2 separate regions of the Homo sapiens genome follow, and region 1 is linked to region 2. A link is an interaction called in ENCODE POLR2A ChIA-PET data of the cell type or tissue named here. Cell type or tissue: Panc1. All regions are shown on one strand. Links, peaks and the distances in the headings refer to the core of each region. The heading gives the core; the rest is flanking DNA.

The links. ChIA-PET counts read pairs that join two places held together with the same protein. Peaks named below come from ENCODE experiments on the same cell type or tissue, not always from the same donor. Only the 100,000 strongest peaks of a DNase experiment are listed, where the experiment ranks them.
Region 1: POLR2A ChIA-PET joins it to region 2 with 5 read pairs; 3 of 35 experiments call an interaction of 5 or more read pairs at or near these places.

The regions. Positions count from the first base shown.
Region 1 is chr7:139,320,612-139,328,807 of GRCh38, forward strand. It overlaps a transcript of UBN2 not described here. Among named protein-coding and RNA genes, the nearest start is that of TRR-CCT4-1, 16 kb to the right of the region's middle. RefSeq lists a silencer at 5,442-5,621. In Panc1, for the core only: no CTCF peak of the experiment used is centred there; no DNase peak of the experiment used is centred there.
Region 2 is chr7:139,098,567-139,106,463 of GRCh38, forward strand. All of the region lies in intron 1 of ZC3HAV1 (zinc finger CCCH-type containing, antiviral 1), which reads right to left. Among named protein-coding and RNA genes, the nearest start is that of ZC3HAV1, 7.2 kb to the right of the region's middle. RefSeq lists an enhancer at 3,209-3,780. In Panc1, for the core only: no CTCF peak of the experiment used is centred there; no DNase peak of the experiment used is centred there; H3K4me3 peaks cover 451 bases; H3K27ac peaks cover 1,564 bases.

The sequences.
Region 1 (8,196 bases), core at 1,824-6,823, 220 kb after region 2:
CTTTGGGAGGCCAAGGCAGGCAGATCACTTGCGGTCAGACGTTCAAGACCAGCCTTGCCAACATGGTGAAACCCGTCTCTACTAAAAATACAAAAATTAGCCAGACATGGTAGCGGGTGCCTGTAATCCCAGCTACTCAGGAGGCTGAGGCAGGAGAATCGCTTGAACCGGGAGGCGGAGGTTGCAGTGAGCCAAGATCATGCCACTGCACTCCAGCTTGGGCGACAGAGTGAGACTCCGTCTCAAAAAAAAAAAAAACAAACCATTCTCTATATATTTTGTATAAAAAGTCATATTAATATAAGGACGAAATATATAAATATGTAAAAATTCTATATTAGCTATACCTTCACACAGCCCGCTTCCTAAGTCAGGCTGTCATGAGACACCTGCAGTGCATCAGGTATCCTGGCGTGAGGAAGGGGTTACTTTTTATAATGATAACTTCTTTTACTAAAATGGGACTCTTTCTGTGTCAGTTTCACCAGAGGCCCCAAAGGCTGAGAACAAAACATTAGGTGCCAAGTACTTCCACATTCTAAAGGCAGGAGGAGCTAGATCACCTTCACAGCTCATGCTGAGATTGTAAAACTGTTAGCTCCACATTGGGAAGGATTAGCTTGGCATCCACGTCCTGGCCGTGGCGGAATGTGAGAGGATTGCTTTGGAGCAACTGTCTGTGTGCTGGACGTTGCCCTTCTTCCCAGGCAGGAGGGGGTGGGTGCCCCATCTTCAGCTCATGCCAAATAAGGGAGCACTTCAAGAGGACCATTTCGGAAAGTGTGACATGTCTTCTGGAGTTTGAGGGACACGTGGACTGGGATTTGACTCCATGTTGGTGGCTAGCCCCTGGAGATGGCTGCCTTTGGCATGGTTTGCACTCTCAGAGTTCCTGTAGGCCTGCCGTGGTTCTCTAGAAAGGGAGACAGCCTTGTTCCAGCCAAAGGGAACACCGGAGGGATGGGATAACCTCAATAGAGGGGAGGACTTCTGGAGCCTAAGCGGCTGGGCAGGTACCCTAGTGTCCAGCTGGAGAAGGTGTAGCCTCTGGGGGACAGCAGGTGGCCTGGGGGTGGAGACTCTCCAGAACGCACGAGAAAACACCTAGGAGAAAAGAAGCACCATTTGGAATCTGTCACTCCCAGACTCAACTCATGGAGTGAAACCTGACCTTCCTTCCCCTGCTTCCCCAGGACAGCAGCAGGCCAGGGACAGCAGCCAGCAAGGCCGGAGGAGGCAGTATGAGAAAGAGAAATGACACTGACCGTGACCCCACGGACTCCAGGCTGGAGGAGGAGAGAGGGTTTCAAGTCAATGACATTTGAAGTTTTGAGATGACACTGGATAAGACTAATAACTAGAAAAAGAGACTTTTTTTTTTTTGAGACAGAATCTTGTGTCACCCAGGCTGGAGTGCAGTGGCACAATCTCAGCTCACTGCAACCTCTGCCTCCCAGGTTCAAGTGATACTCTTGCCTCAGCCTTCGGAGTAGCTGGGACTATAGACACGTGCCACTACACCTGGCTAATTTGTGTATTTTTAGTAGAGATGGGGTTTCACCCTGTTGGCCAGGCTGGTCTCGAACTCCTGACCTCAGGTGATCCGCCCACCTCGGCCTCCCAAAGTGCTGGGATTACAGGCATGAGCCACCATGCACAGCGGAGACTATTTTTTAAGTAAAATAAACAAACAAACAAAAAAACTCTTTAACCTGTTTGTTACCCAAAAGAGCCTGGAAAAGCTATAAATGTCATCCAGGCCTAGGAAAGAACGTATCATTACAACTGATTTGTAGGGACACTCCTGAGAAAGCAAAGTTGCTTTTTGTTCATACCTTAGCTCCTTCAGCAAAAGGCTGCATGGGAGTGTAGAAGGTCAGGTCAGGGAAACAGGTGGGCCATGTCCCCTGGCCCTCTTGGCCCACTTCCAGGCCGGGGCAATCTAAGCCAGCAATGGGGAGACGTTTCATTGGAACTTTGGAGTTTTCATGTTATACCATCTGGACTTTTTTTTTTTTTTTTTTTTTGAGACAGAGCCTCACTCTGTCACCAGGCTGGAGTGCAGTGGCATCCCACCACACCCAGCAAATTTTTGTATTTTTATTAGAGACGGGGTGTCACCATGTTGACCAGGATGGTCTCAGTCTCGATCTCCTGACCTCATGATCTGCCCGCCTTGGCTTCCCAAAGTGCTGGGATTACAGGCTTGGGCCACCACGCCAGGCTGGACTTTTTTAAAAAACCAAAGAGGAAAATTGTCCTTCTGTGTCCTGGAAAGGCTGCGTAAACCACCCCCAGTTTCACACAGGACAGAAAGAAGTCACCCAGGAAGCTGACGAGTGGCAGTGACGAGAAGGAATCACTCACTCTCTCCTTGCATCCAGCAGGTCCAGCTTGTCTGTTTTGAGTTTCATGATATACTGAGTATTATCATGCACTGCAGTTTCCATGCTGCAGGATGTCATCAGTGGGTTAACTTGATGAAAAGCAAGACCTTCAAATAACAGAAACTACTATGTAATGGAAAGAAGCCATGAAACTCTCATATACAAGAATTGTTGGCCGGGTGCAGTGGTTCATACCTGTAATCCCAGCACTTTAGGAGGCCAAGGTGGGCAGATCACTTGAGGTCAGGAGTTCGAGATCAGCCTGGCCAACATGGTGAAACCTCGTCTCTACCAAAAAATACAAAAATCAGCTGAGTATCAAATGTCAAAATTAAACACCTAGTTTTCTTTTACAAAAGACTCAAGCATTTCTCATATGCTGACCTCTCCTTTGATGACAAGAGGCTGTCAGGAGTGTGCTGCCCTGAGGTTCACAGCATATTTTTGGCAATCAGGCTTCGTTCCCAAATTTTTGTATGCTGCTCTCCGTATTACAGGGACTAGAATTATGGAAAATGCATTTCTCAATTTCTCTTGCCTGCAAGCTTCTGGACCTGATTATTATTATTATTATTATTATTATTATTATTATTATTATTATTATTTTTGAGACGGAGTCTCACTCTTACCACACAGACTGGAGTTCAGTGGCGCGATCTTGGCTCACTGCAACCTCCACCTCCCGGGTTCAAGCAATTCCCTTGCCTCAGCCTCCTGAGTAGCTGGGATTACAGGCGCCCGCCACCAAGCCCGGCTAATTTTGGTATTTTTGGTAGAGTTGGGGTTTCACCATGTTGGCCAGGCTGGTCTCGAATGGATGTGATTTTTTTTGTACTCATGCAAGTTTTCGTAGATGCAAGGAAAAAGCGGTATTATTATTTTGGAGGCCATGGTAGACCTAAAATCCCACAGTAGCCTCCAAGTGATCCATTAGCCCCATCTCAGTGCTTTGGGGCCTCTGCCATCAACAGGGGTTTCCTGCATTTTTCTGACCTGGGTGACAGCAGCAACCAACCTCCTGTACTCTGAAGTACTGTGTGGTAGCAGACTTCCCCTAGCTCCTAATTCCCGCTGCCATTCTTATGATGTCATAAGCATTTAAATACCCTGCACTCAATTCCTGTCCGCTTGAAAGGCCTACAGTGGTTCTCTTTTTCTTGCTGAACCCTGACTAATATGGATGCCTAGCTGATATTTTGAAAAAAATGGAGATCCTTAATGGGTCTCTTTAAGTTAAAATTGTTTTTAAGCTTTAATGAGACATTAACTGCCAATTTTAAAAGAAACTTGGCTGGGCGTGGTGGCTCACGCCTGTAATCCCAGCACTTTGGGAGGCCGAGGCGGGAGGATCATGAGTTCAGGAGATCGAGACCACGGTGAAACCCCGTCTCTACTAAAAATACAAAAAATAGCTGGGCGCAGTGGCAGGCCCCTGTAGTCCCAGCTACTCGGGAGGCTGAGGCAGGAGAATGGCGTGAAGCCAGAAGGCGGAGCTTGCAGTGAGCCGAGATCGCGCCACAGCACTCCAGCCTGGGAGACAGAGGGAGACTCCATCTCAAAAAAAAAAAAAAAAAAAAGAAAAAGAAACTTATGCTATGAAGAGAGAAATTTGAAAAATGAATGTTTAGAAATGTTTATCACTGTGCAATTTTGTTGCCTGAAATAACGTGCTAAAGATTTTTCAGAATATGGCCGGGCGCGGTGGCTCACGCCTATAATCCCAGCACTTCGGGAGGCTGAGGCGGGCAGATCTCCTCAGGTCAGAAGTTCGAAACCAGCCTGGCCAATATGGCGAAACCCCGTCTCTACTAAACATACAAAAATTAGCCCGGTGCAGTGGTGGACGCCTGTAATGCCAGCTACTTGGGAGGCTGAGGCAGGAGAATGGCTTGAACCTGGAGGCAGAGGTTGCAGTGAGCCGAGATTGCGCCACTGGACTCTAGCCTGGGCAACAGAGCAAGACTCCATCTCAAAAAAAAAAATAAGATTTTTCAGAACAACGAAACATACTGAATTACGTGTTGTCAATAAAATACACAATCATAATCTTTCTTTACTGAGAGAAATTAGGACTTTTTAAAATGTTGATAAAAGTATTTTCAAAATATGTGTTTCATTTTTAAAACATTTCTATTTTTTCATGTTTTATAATGCTTCCATAGTAAATGTATATAATTTAAAAATAAATACAAAGGATTACAGGGGAGGAACAAGACTTTTACTGATATGAGTACATAATATAAAAAAGTTTAGAAATCACTGCTTTTTTTTTTTTTTTTTTTTTTTTGAGACAGAGTCTTGCTCTGTCACTCAGGCTGGAGTGCAATGGTGCGATCTTGGCTTACTGCAACCTCCGCCTCCCGGGTTCAAGTGATTCTCCTGCCTCAGCCTCCTGAGTAGCTGGGATTACAGGTGCCCACTACCACGCTCAGCTAATGTTTTGTATTTTTAATAGAGAAAGGGTTTCACCATGTTGGCCAGGCTAGTCTCGAACCCTTGACCTCAAGTGATCCACCTGCCTCGGCCTCCCAAAGTGCTGGGATTTGAGGCATGAGCCACCATGCCCGGCCGAAATCACTGCTTTCAGACACAACATCTATAGCATCACACTCGACAGAAGTGCATGCACACGCATGTATACTCTGATGTATACTCATTTTCATCAGTCTTGGCACTTGCCCACCAAAATCTCCCCCCAGTTATGGTAGCACATCCAGGTTGCCAGTCCTTGCTGTAGTTGAAGAGTAAAGATTGGGCCCTCGGAGTCTGTCCCCACAGTTTCGCTGGGCATAGTAAACTGTTGTCCCAGAGCTCCTTTACCTTCACATAAAGATTGAAGGACAGGATGGAGGTGACCTGACAATGGCTGGGGAGTGGAGGTAGGGTTTCTTTAGTTAAAAACATGGGCATTGCACCGGGCGGTGGCTCACGCCTGTAATCCCAGCACTTTGGGAGGCCAAGGGGGATGGATCACTTGAGGCCAGGGGTTTGAGACCAGCCTGGTCAACATGGAGAAACCCCATCTCTACTAAAAGTACAAAAATTAGCCAGTTCGATGACCAGCCTGGTCAACATGGAGAAACCCCATCTCTACTAAAATTACAAAAATTAACCAGGCGTGGTGGTGTGTACCTGTAGTCCCAGTTACTTGGGAGGCTGAGGCAGGAGAATCGCTTGAACCCAGGAGGCAGAGGTTGCAGTGAGCCAAGATTGTGCCCCTGCACTCCAGCGTGGGCAACAGAGCAAGACTCTGTCTCAAAACAAACAAACAAACAAACAAACAAACAAACAAAAAATGGGCATTGCCCCATTCAGCATATGTACACACACACACGTTGAAAATGGCAGAACCCTCCTATCATTTGCCTCTCAGCTCAAATATCACCTTCTGAGGAAGGACCTCCAGAACACATTACAAAGCAGCAGGTCCAGTCCCCAGCCCTGGCTTTATTTTTCCCCATAGAACACATCACCCTTTGACAAACTTTGTTTTGCTTGTTATTTATCATTATCTGCCCACCTCTCGAACAGAAGCTTTGTGAGTATAGGAACTTTTACCTATTTTGCTTGCTCTGATTTCCTTAGCACCTAGAAGAGTGCCTAACTCATAGCAGGTGTGCATTAAAATTCATTGAATGATAAAATATTTGCTTTCCCAGGCTTCCTTGAAGCCAAGACATGGGCACATCACCCAGGCCATGCCAATTAGAACCACTCACTTGAGAACATGACCCAGATAATGACTTAGACTCATCCTGGCACATATGGGAGCAGAGAAGCCAGCCACTGCCAGTGTGCTGTAGCAGCAGCTTTGGTGCAGGTGTCTGGGTCCAGCCCAGGGCCACTGTGTCACCACTGCAAACTGTGGTGACTGTGCCTGGGATTGTTTTCACTGAACCAGATCTGTGGCAGGATTTGGGTGAGGTTGTTGGCTGTGTCACTCCCAAGCCTGGTCTCTAGCCTTACCAGAAAATTGTGAGAGGCACCCCGCATCCTTTTAATGAAAGTATTTTCTTCTTCTTTTCTTTTTATTTTATTTGTTTATTTTTTTTGAGACAGAGTTTCACTCTTGTTGCCCAGGCTGGAATGCAATGGCGCGATCTCAGCTCACCGCAACCTCCGCCTCCCGGGTTCAAGCGATTATCCTGCCTCAGCCTCCTGAGTAGCTAGGATTACAGGCATGTGCCACCACACCCAGCTAATTTTGTATTTTCAGTAGAGACAGGGTTTCTCCATGTTGGTCAGGCTGGTCTCGAGCTCCCGACATCAGGTGATCTGCCAGCCTCAGCCTCCCAAAGTGCTGGGACTACAGGCGTGAGCCACTGCACCCAGCCCAGAGCCAACATTTTATTATTTACTCTGTGTATTAGTCTATTTTGTGTTACTATCACAGAATACCGCAGACTAGGTAATTTATAAAGAAAAGAAATTTATTTCTCATAATTCTGGAGGCTCGGAAGTCCAATATCAAGGTGCTGGCATCTGGTGAGGGCCTTTGTGTTGTGTCAGAAGGCAGAAGGGCAAGAAAGCAAAAGGGGCCCAAACTCACTTTTATAACAAGCCCACTCTAGTGACCACGAGCACTCTGCAATAACAATATTAATGCACTCTGCCCTCGTGACCTAATCACCTATTAGGCCTCACCTCCCAACACTTGCACTGGGAACCTAGTTTCCAACATATGAACTTTGGGGAATACATTCAAACCATAGCACTCTGCCTTAATGAACTAATAGCATAGAATGGAAGATAAGAGTCTTGTGGCAGTTCAGTAAGTCCAGAATTCGTATCACCCCTTACCACAACAGTTATTGAAGACCTATTTCCAGAAGATTATCCCGCTTCTTCAGGGCTGGCTAAAATCTGCTGCATCTCAGAAAACTGCTTAAATTTCTATCACAAGGAGAATAACTGATAGAATTCTCCCTAATCCCTCCTGTGTATTTGCCCTTTAAAACCATATACTTGTGAACTAGAGGTTGATAAAATAAACATGAATGTGAGTGGGACAGATTAATTCATTCTCCTTAAGTTATATAGTTTCCTCTTCTGTTGACTCTGAAAGTGTCAGGATTCCAGCTAGGGTTTGAAAGATTATATCAAAAAGGGCTGTATTAGTCTATTTTCACACTGCTATAAAGAACTACCTGAGACTGGGTAATTTATAAAGAATAGAGCTTTAATTGATTCACAGTTCCACATGGCTGGGGAGGCCTCAGGAAACTTACAATCATGATGGAAGGTGAAGAAGAAGCAAGGCATATCTTACATGGTGGCAGGGGAGAGAGTGGAGGGGAAAGTGCCACACTTTTAAACCATCAGCTCTTGTGAGAACTCACTCACTGTCGTGCGAATAGCAAGGGGGAGATCCACCCCCATGATCCAATCACCTTCCACGAGGCCCCTCCCTTGACATGTGGGGATTACCATTTGACATGAGATTTTGGTGGGGACACAGAGCCAAACCATATCAGGGGCCACAGCTAGAGCCAAACCCTGACAGGGACCTCGGACAGAAGAGCTGCTAGAGTGAGAAGTCCTTACTCTGAGCAGTTGCATCCTGGCTCACATGGAAGATGATGGAGCTGAGACATAGGTCATCTAGCTTGTACTGGGAAAGAGTCCAGGGAAAATTAGGATGAATCATGACTCACACCAGAGATGAACCAGCATCAGCATTATGAAACTCACAAAAACATGTTAAATCAGAAATCAGATAGTCAGGTATGGTGGCACATGCCTGTAGTCCCAGCTATTCAGGAGGCTGAGGCAGGAGGATTGCTTGAGCTGGGGAGGTTGAGGCTGCAGT
Region 2 (7,897 bases), core at 1,876-6,875:
TGGGGCAGGAGGGTGGCTTGAGCTCGGGAGTTTTAGATCAGCCTAAGCAAAATATTGAGACCCCCGTCTCTATTTTAATAAATAAATAAGTAAATACAAAATAATACATAAAAAATAATAAAATACTATCTCTTCCCTGTATGGGAAATAGAGAAAAGATCATGAAATAAGTCTCCCCTCTCTCCTCCCAACCTGAGACCAGCTCCCCTGCTGCAATTTGGTTGAAGTGATTTCTCACTGGGCCTGAAATCCTAGGTGCTCCTGAAACCTTTTACCCCTTTTTCACCTCTATGTTACTATGGCTTCTTCTGTTCCAAAGTAGCCGCAGGAAAAGCTCGCAGATACCTGGTTTGGAAGTAAATACAGGCAGAAGCAGTAAGCAAATTAGAACCATTTAATGGATGGAAAAATATATCTACTTATTTTAAATGTGTAATTTTGCCATCTCTGCATTATGTAAAAAGTAGAAAATATTGTGTTATCACATGCTTCATTTGTCACTATTTAAGATTTTATCATGGTTCACAATATTACAATGTCATAATGTTTGTTAGCTTAATTTCTAAAGAAAATTGCAGACACCGAGAGTCAAATTTGATCAAATTAAAAATTTGAGATGTAGTGTTTGTGAAAAGAGAACAAAAATTCCCAAATGATTCTTACAGGGTGCACCCTTTTGTGTCACGATGTTGCAGAAAACAGCATGTCTCTAAGGCCACCAGTCTGACAATAACATGACTCCATGGACAGTGCAGAATTAGTTACAGAAGGAACTTCAGGAAGATTTCTCCTAGATGAATACGCCCACACAAACAACACAGAACATGCAAGAGTAAAATGCAAATCATTTTTCCTTAGTGAAAGAAGCAGACACAAAAGGCCACATATTATTAGATCCCATTTACAGGAAATGTCCAGAATTGGAAAACAAACAAAAAGTAGGTTAGAGATCGCCAGGGGCTGAGGAAAGGGGAGAATGAGGACTGGTTCCTGATGGTTGTGGGGTTTCTCTTTGGGGTGATGAAAATGTTCTGGAATTCCAATAGTGGTAACAGTTGCACAACATCATGAATATACTTATTGCCACTGAACTGTACACTTTAAAATAGTTTTACTTCGGGAGGCCCAGGAGGGCAGATCACCTGAGGTCAGGAGTTCAAGAGCAGCCTGGCCAATGTGGCAAAACCCTGTCTCTACTAAAAATACAAAAATTAGCCAGGCATGGTGGCGCGTGCCTGTAATCCCAGCTACTTGGGAGGCTGAGGCAAGAGAATCGCTTGAACCCAGGAGGCGGAGGTTGCAGTGAGCTGAGATCACACCACTGCACTCTAGCCTGGGTGACAGAACAAAAAATAAATAAATAAATAAATAAATAAACCTCAAAAAAGTAAATAAATAAAATAAATAGTTTTAGCCATTTTTAAAATGGTAAAAAACAAACAAAAAATAAATACTTTATCTCAAAAAATAAATAAAAATAGTTTTAGCCATTTTTAAAATGGTAAAAAACAAACAAACAAAAACTGTTACAAACAAAAATAGAGTGCTATGATGACCAAAAAAGTAAAATGCGAATAAGAAGCAACTACTAAGATGCCAAGTAAGACAAACTTAAAAAAATGAGTAATAAGACTTAAAAGGGCTAGAGATCCAGAATATATAAAGAATTAAAACCACAATGAGGGCTGGGCGCGGTGGCTCACGCCTGTAATCCCAGCACTTTGGGAGGCCAAGGTGGGCAGATCACGAGGTCAGGAGATCGAGACCACCCTAGCGAACATGGTGAAACCCTGTCTCTACCCAAAATACAAAAAAAAAAAATTAGCCAGGGGTGGTGGCATGCACCTCTAGTCCCAGCTACTCAGGAGGCTGAGGCAGAATGGCGTGAACCCAGGAGGCGGAGACTGCACTGAACCGAGATTGCACCACTGCACTCCAGCCTGGGCGACAGACCGAGGCTCTGTCTCAAAAAAAAACAAAAACAAAAACAAAAACAAACAAAAAAAACCACAGTGATACAATTTCACATTCCTTGTATTGGCACAAATTTTTAAAAGCTGACGATACCACTTGGCCACTATGTGAGGCAAGGGAAGGCTCTTATTCTTCTGGTGGGAGTATAACTTGGCAAACACACTTCGGAAAACAATTTGGCATTATCACATAAAACTTTAAGAATCAAAATTCCACTCTCCCTCTCTTTCCACGGTCTCCCTCTCCCTCTCTTTCCACGGTCTCCCTCTCCCTCTCTTTCCACGGTCTCCCTCTCCCTCTCTTTCCACGGTCTCCCTCTCCCTCTCTTTCCACCGTCTCCCTCTGATGCGGAGCCGAGGCTGGACTGTACTGCTGCCATCTCGGCTCACTGCAACCTCCCTGCCTGATTCTCCTGCCTCAGCCTGCCGAGTGCCTGCGATTGCAGGCGCGTGCCGCCACGCCTGACTGGTTTTCGTATTTTTTTGGTGGAGACGGGGTTTCGCTGTGTTGGCCGGGCTGGTCTCCAGCTCCTAACCGCGAGTGATCCGCCAGCCTCGGCCTCCCGAGGTGCCGGGATGGCAGACGGGGTCTTGCTCACTCAGTGCTCAATCTTGCCCAGGCTGGAGTGCAGTGGTGTGATCTCGGCTAGCTACAACCTCCACCTCCCAGCCGCCTGCCTTGGCCTCCCAAAGTGCCGAGATCGCAGCCTCTGCCCTGCCGCCACCCCGTCTGGGAAGTGAGGAGCGTCTCTGCCTGGCCGCCCATCGTCTGGGATGTGAGCAGCCCCTCTGCTCGGCTGCCCAGTCTGGGAAGTGAGGAGCGCCTCTTCCCGGCCGCCATCCCGTCTAGGAAGTGAGGAGCGTCTCTGCCAGGCCGCCCATCGTCTGAGATGCGGGGAGCGCCTCTGCCCTGCCGCCCCGTCTGGGATGTGAGGAGCGCCTCAGCCCGGCCACCACCCCGTCTGGGAGGTGTACCCAACAGCTCATTGAGAACGGGCCATGATGACGATGGCGGTTTTGTGGAATAGAAAAGGGGGAAAGGTGGGGAAATGATAGAGAAATCGGATTGTTACTGTGTCTGTGTAGAAAGTAGACATGGGAGACTTCATTTTGTTCTGTACTAAGAAAAATTCTTCTGCCTTGGGATGCTGTTGATCTATGACCTTACCCCCAACCCTGTGCTCTCTGAAACATGTGCTGTGTCCACTCAGGGTTAAATGGATTAAGGGCGGTGCAAGATGTGCTTTGTTAAACAGATGCTTGAAGGCAGCAGACTCGTTAAGAGTCATCACCACTCCCTAATCTCAAGTACCCAGGGACACAAACACTGCGGAAGGCCGCAGGGTCCTCTGCCTAGGAAAACCAGAGACATTTGTTCACTTGTTTATCTGCTGACCTTCCCTCCACTATTGTCCTATGACCCTGCTAAATCCCCCTCTGTGAGAAACACCCAAGAATGATCAATAAAAAAAAAAAAAAATCAAAATTCCACTACTAGATCTCTAGGGAAACTCATGTACATGTACACAAAGAAGCATATACCAAAATGTTCAAAGCATAATGGTTTAATAGCAAATACTTAAAACAATATCAATTTTACTTTGTTTTTTCAGAGGCAGGGTCTCATTCTATTGCCCAGGCTGGAGGGCAGTGGCGCAACTGCACCTGACCGCAGCCTTGTCCTCCCAGGCTCAAGTGATCCTCCCGCCTCAGCCTCCTGAGTAACTGGGACCACAGGTGTGTGCCACTGTGTCCAACTAATTTTATTTTTTAATGTTTTTGTAGGAGCTATGTTGCCCGGGCTGGTCTCGAACCCCTGACTTCAAGAGATTCTCCCACCTCGGCCTCTTGAAGTACTGGGATTACAGATATTAGCTACTGAGGCCAGTCTCAATTTTAATAATAAGAAGATCAATATATAAATTGTGTACATTCATGCAAAAGAAAACAATGAAGACATTTCAGGGAATCAGAGTAGACCTTCTCTAAAATTGGTGGGGCCCAGAGCAAGGTTATAAATGGAGGCTTGGATACAAATGTCTAAATATTTAACAGTAATAAATCATGCTGAGCTGGGCTTAGTGGCTCATGCCTGTAATCCCAGCAGTTTGGGAGGCTGAGGCAAGAGGAATGCTTGAGCCCAGGCACTCGAGACCAGCCTGGGCAAAATAGTGAGACACTGTCTCTATACACACACACACACACACACACACACACACACACACACACACAAATTAGCCAGGTATGGTGGCACTAGCCTGGTCCCAGCTACTGGGAGGCTGACATGGGAGGATCGTTTGAATCCAGGAGGTGGAGGCTGCAGTGAGCCATATTTGCACCACCACACTCCAGAGTGGTGACAGAACAAGATCCTGTCTCAAAAAAAAAAAAAGTATATATATATGTATATGTATATGTATATGTATATGTATATGTGTGTGTGTGTTTATATATGATATATATAAAATAAAAACTTTAATACAAAAACTTTAAAATTTGTTGTAAAAAAATTTTTTTGGAGACAGAGCCACACTCTGTTGCCCAGGCTGGTGTGCACTGGCATGAACATAGCTCACTGTAACCTCAAAATTCCTGGGATCAAACAATCCTTCTGCCTCAGCCTCCAGCACTGCTAGGACTATGGGCATGCACCACCACGCCCAGCTAATATTTTTTATATAATTATTTTTATTTTTTATTTATTTTACTTGTTTTTTATTTTTTTATTTTTTTATTTTTTTTTTATTTTTTGATGGGGTCTCACTATGTTGTCCAGGCTAGTCTTGAACTCCTGTCCTCAATCCTCTCATCTTGGCCTCCCAAAGCACTGGGAGTACACCCATGAGCCACTGCACCCAGCCCAGGAAAAAAATTTTTTTTGAATTCAAATAATGACTATTTCAAAGCCTTCCGACTGGCATAAGCCAAAAAAGTCTGATAACACCAAGCATTAATTGGCCAGAAAATGAGGAAACTGGGACACTCAGACATATAAGTATAAATTGGCACAGCCACCTTTATACTAATTCGTCAGAATCTGGAAAAGTTGAAGCTATGTAACAATTCAAACCAACAATTCCACTTCCTAATGATCTACCCTGGAAAAGCTCTAACCATGAGCACCAGGAAACACTTGCACGTAAATTCTTGGCAGCACGATTTGGTATAACAAAAACCTGGAAATATACTATATATCCATTACTGGGGGGAATAGGTAACTGAACTGTGGTATAAATCCTATGATGAAATACTTTTCAACTGTTAAAATGAATAAACTAGGTCCTTGTGTAGCAATATGAATAGATCTCCAAAACACAGCATTGAATAAAAATTCTAAAACACATAAAATACTACATTTTGTATATGGATGCAAACATATACAAGAGGAAATTATAAAATCATGGAAGGACAAGATACACACCAAAATCATGATTGAAGCTGCTTCTTAGGAAAGGGAAATGAGACTGGGGATGAGAAAAAAATAACCTTAGGTCTGTTATGATTGTTTAGTATATTTTAAAAGAGGAGCAAAACTGAAAAATGTGAACACTTATTTATCCCAGGAGGTGAGTTATAACTTTTATGGGTTCAGAATAAATATTCTCTGATGCTTGCGTTTTTCAGTATTCTATTCAACTTGCGAAACAGTCAACTAGTCCTCTTCCCATCTACCCACCCCCACCCAAAATGTGAATTAACCGAAAAGGAAAGACATACAAACAGGAAAGAACCCAGAGGAAACACCCACATCGGCAAAAACCGCAAAGCAAGGTAAAGACCCTTAGGCAGCCTGCTTGAAACAGTTAACAGAAATCATGCAGGCAAAATAAATTTTTGAATTAATAACTTCATATAGTTACTGGACAATGTAAGTAGCTAGTTAAGAAGTCAAGGCCGGGCGCGGTGGCTCACGCCTGTAATCCCAGCACTTTGGGAGGCTGAGGTGGGCGGATTGCCTGAGCTCAGGAGTTGGAGACCAGACTGGGCAACATAGTGAAATCCCGTCTCTACTAAAATACAAAAATGAAAAAAAATTAGCCAGGCGTGGTGGCAGGCGCCTGTAGTCCCAGCTACGCGGGAGGCTGAGGCAGGAGAATCGCTTGAACCGGGGAGGCGGAGGTTGCAGCGAGCTGAGATCACGCCACTGCACTCCAGCCTGGCAACAGAGCGAGACTCTGTCACAAAAAAAAAAAAAAAAAAAAAAAAAGTCAAACAAGGCCGGGAGCGGTGGCTCATGCCTGTAATCCTGCACTTTGGGAGGCTGGGAAGATTGCTTAAGCCTAGGAGTTTGAGAGCAGCCCAGGCAAAATGGCAAAATCCCATCTCTACTAAAAAATACAAAAATTAGCTGGGTGTGGTGGCACATGCTTGTAATCCCAGCTACTCGGGAGGCTGAGGCAGGACAATCGCTTGAACCGGGGAGGCGGAGGTTGCAGCGAGCTGAGATCACGCCACTGCACTCCAGCCTGGGTGACAGAGTGAGACTCTGTCTCAAAAAAAAAAAAAAAAAAAAAGAAAAGAAAAGTTAGCCGGACATGGTGGCGCCCACCTGTAGTCCCAGCTACTCAGGAGGCTGAGGGAGGAGGATCATCTGAGCCTAGGAATTCGAAGTGGCAGTGAGCTATGACCGTGCCACTGCACTTCAGTCTGGGTGACAAAGCAAGATCTCATTTCTAAAGAAAAAAAAAAGGAAGTCATGCAGATCTAGGTTCAAATACCAATCCTGCCAGCTTCTAGTTATGTTACTTTCAGTAGATTTCTGAAAGGCTCCATGCCCGAGTTTCCTACAATAAGGATGGGACTTAAAATACTACCTTAGGAGCTATCCTAAAGACTAACCTGGATATCATCTCCAAAGTGCTTATCATAGTGGTTGGCACATAGTTATTTGTTCGATAAATAGTGATTATTTTTGCATCAGAAGTGGGATTAGAACTCCATGTGTGGGCATATATTTCAGCAAAGCAAATAGAAATATCCAAACCGATTCACCAAAACAATTATCCAACATTGAAGCAAGCCCTGTTGTCAACTAAAATGTATCACTAAAAACATTGCAAAAGAAAAGACAGGAACTACAGAATAGACAGGATAAATCCTATCTATAAATAATAGTACCACAGACAAAATTTTATACACCCAGCACAATGCAAATCGTCCCCCTGTAAACAGAGACCAGTTTAGTGAACTGAATAGTAATGTCAAGATGGGTATCAATTAGTTAACAGACCCCATTAACTGGTAATCTACAAAGAAAGTTCTTAAACTCACAAGTGGCAAGTTTTGGAAGACAAGGTTTTATTACTCGCTAAGAGGAGAATATTTTTAAAACATAAGTAGGGAGGAAAAAAACATGTTTTCTAGGACCCGAGGACAAAAAAAAAATTCTCCCAGAGGTCCTTATTACAACACTTTATACATTAATAGATTAAAAGTTTGTAATTCCCAAATTCAAAAGTGATATAAAATGAAATTAAAAATATGGCTCTGCCAATAAATGTTAGGAAATAAGATTTTATCACTCTACTAAAAAAAATAAACTTTATTGACTTCTCTGGAGGGTCCATCCAAATTTAGATAGACCAAATAATCCCTATATTATATATATTCTTATAAAAGTGGAGGTTAACAACCCAATTAACGAGTTTAAAACAGTTTTGCTGTTTCAAACCAGGGAAAAATATACCATAATAAACTTCATAAAACTAAAATTTCTAAGCATATTGCCTACAACAAATTGAAACAAAGTATTTAAATGTTAGATATGTAACATATGAAAACAATTATAGGCCAGGTGAGGCAGTGGCTCAGGCCTGTAATCCCAGCACTTTGGGAGGCCTAGGCCGGCAGATCGCTTGAGCTCAGGAGTTCGAGACCGGCCTGGCCAACATCGCGAAACCCCATCTCTACTAAAAATACAAAAA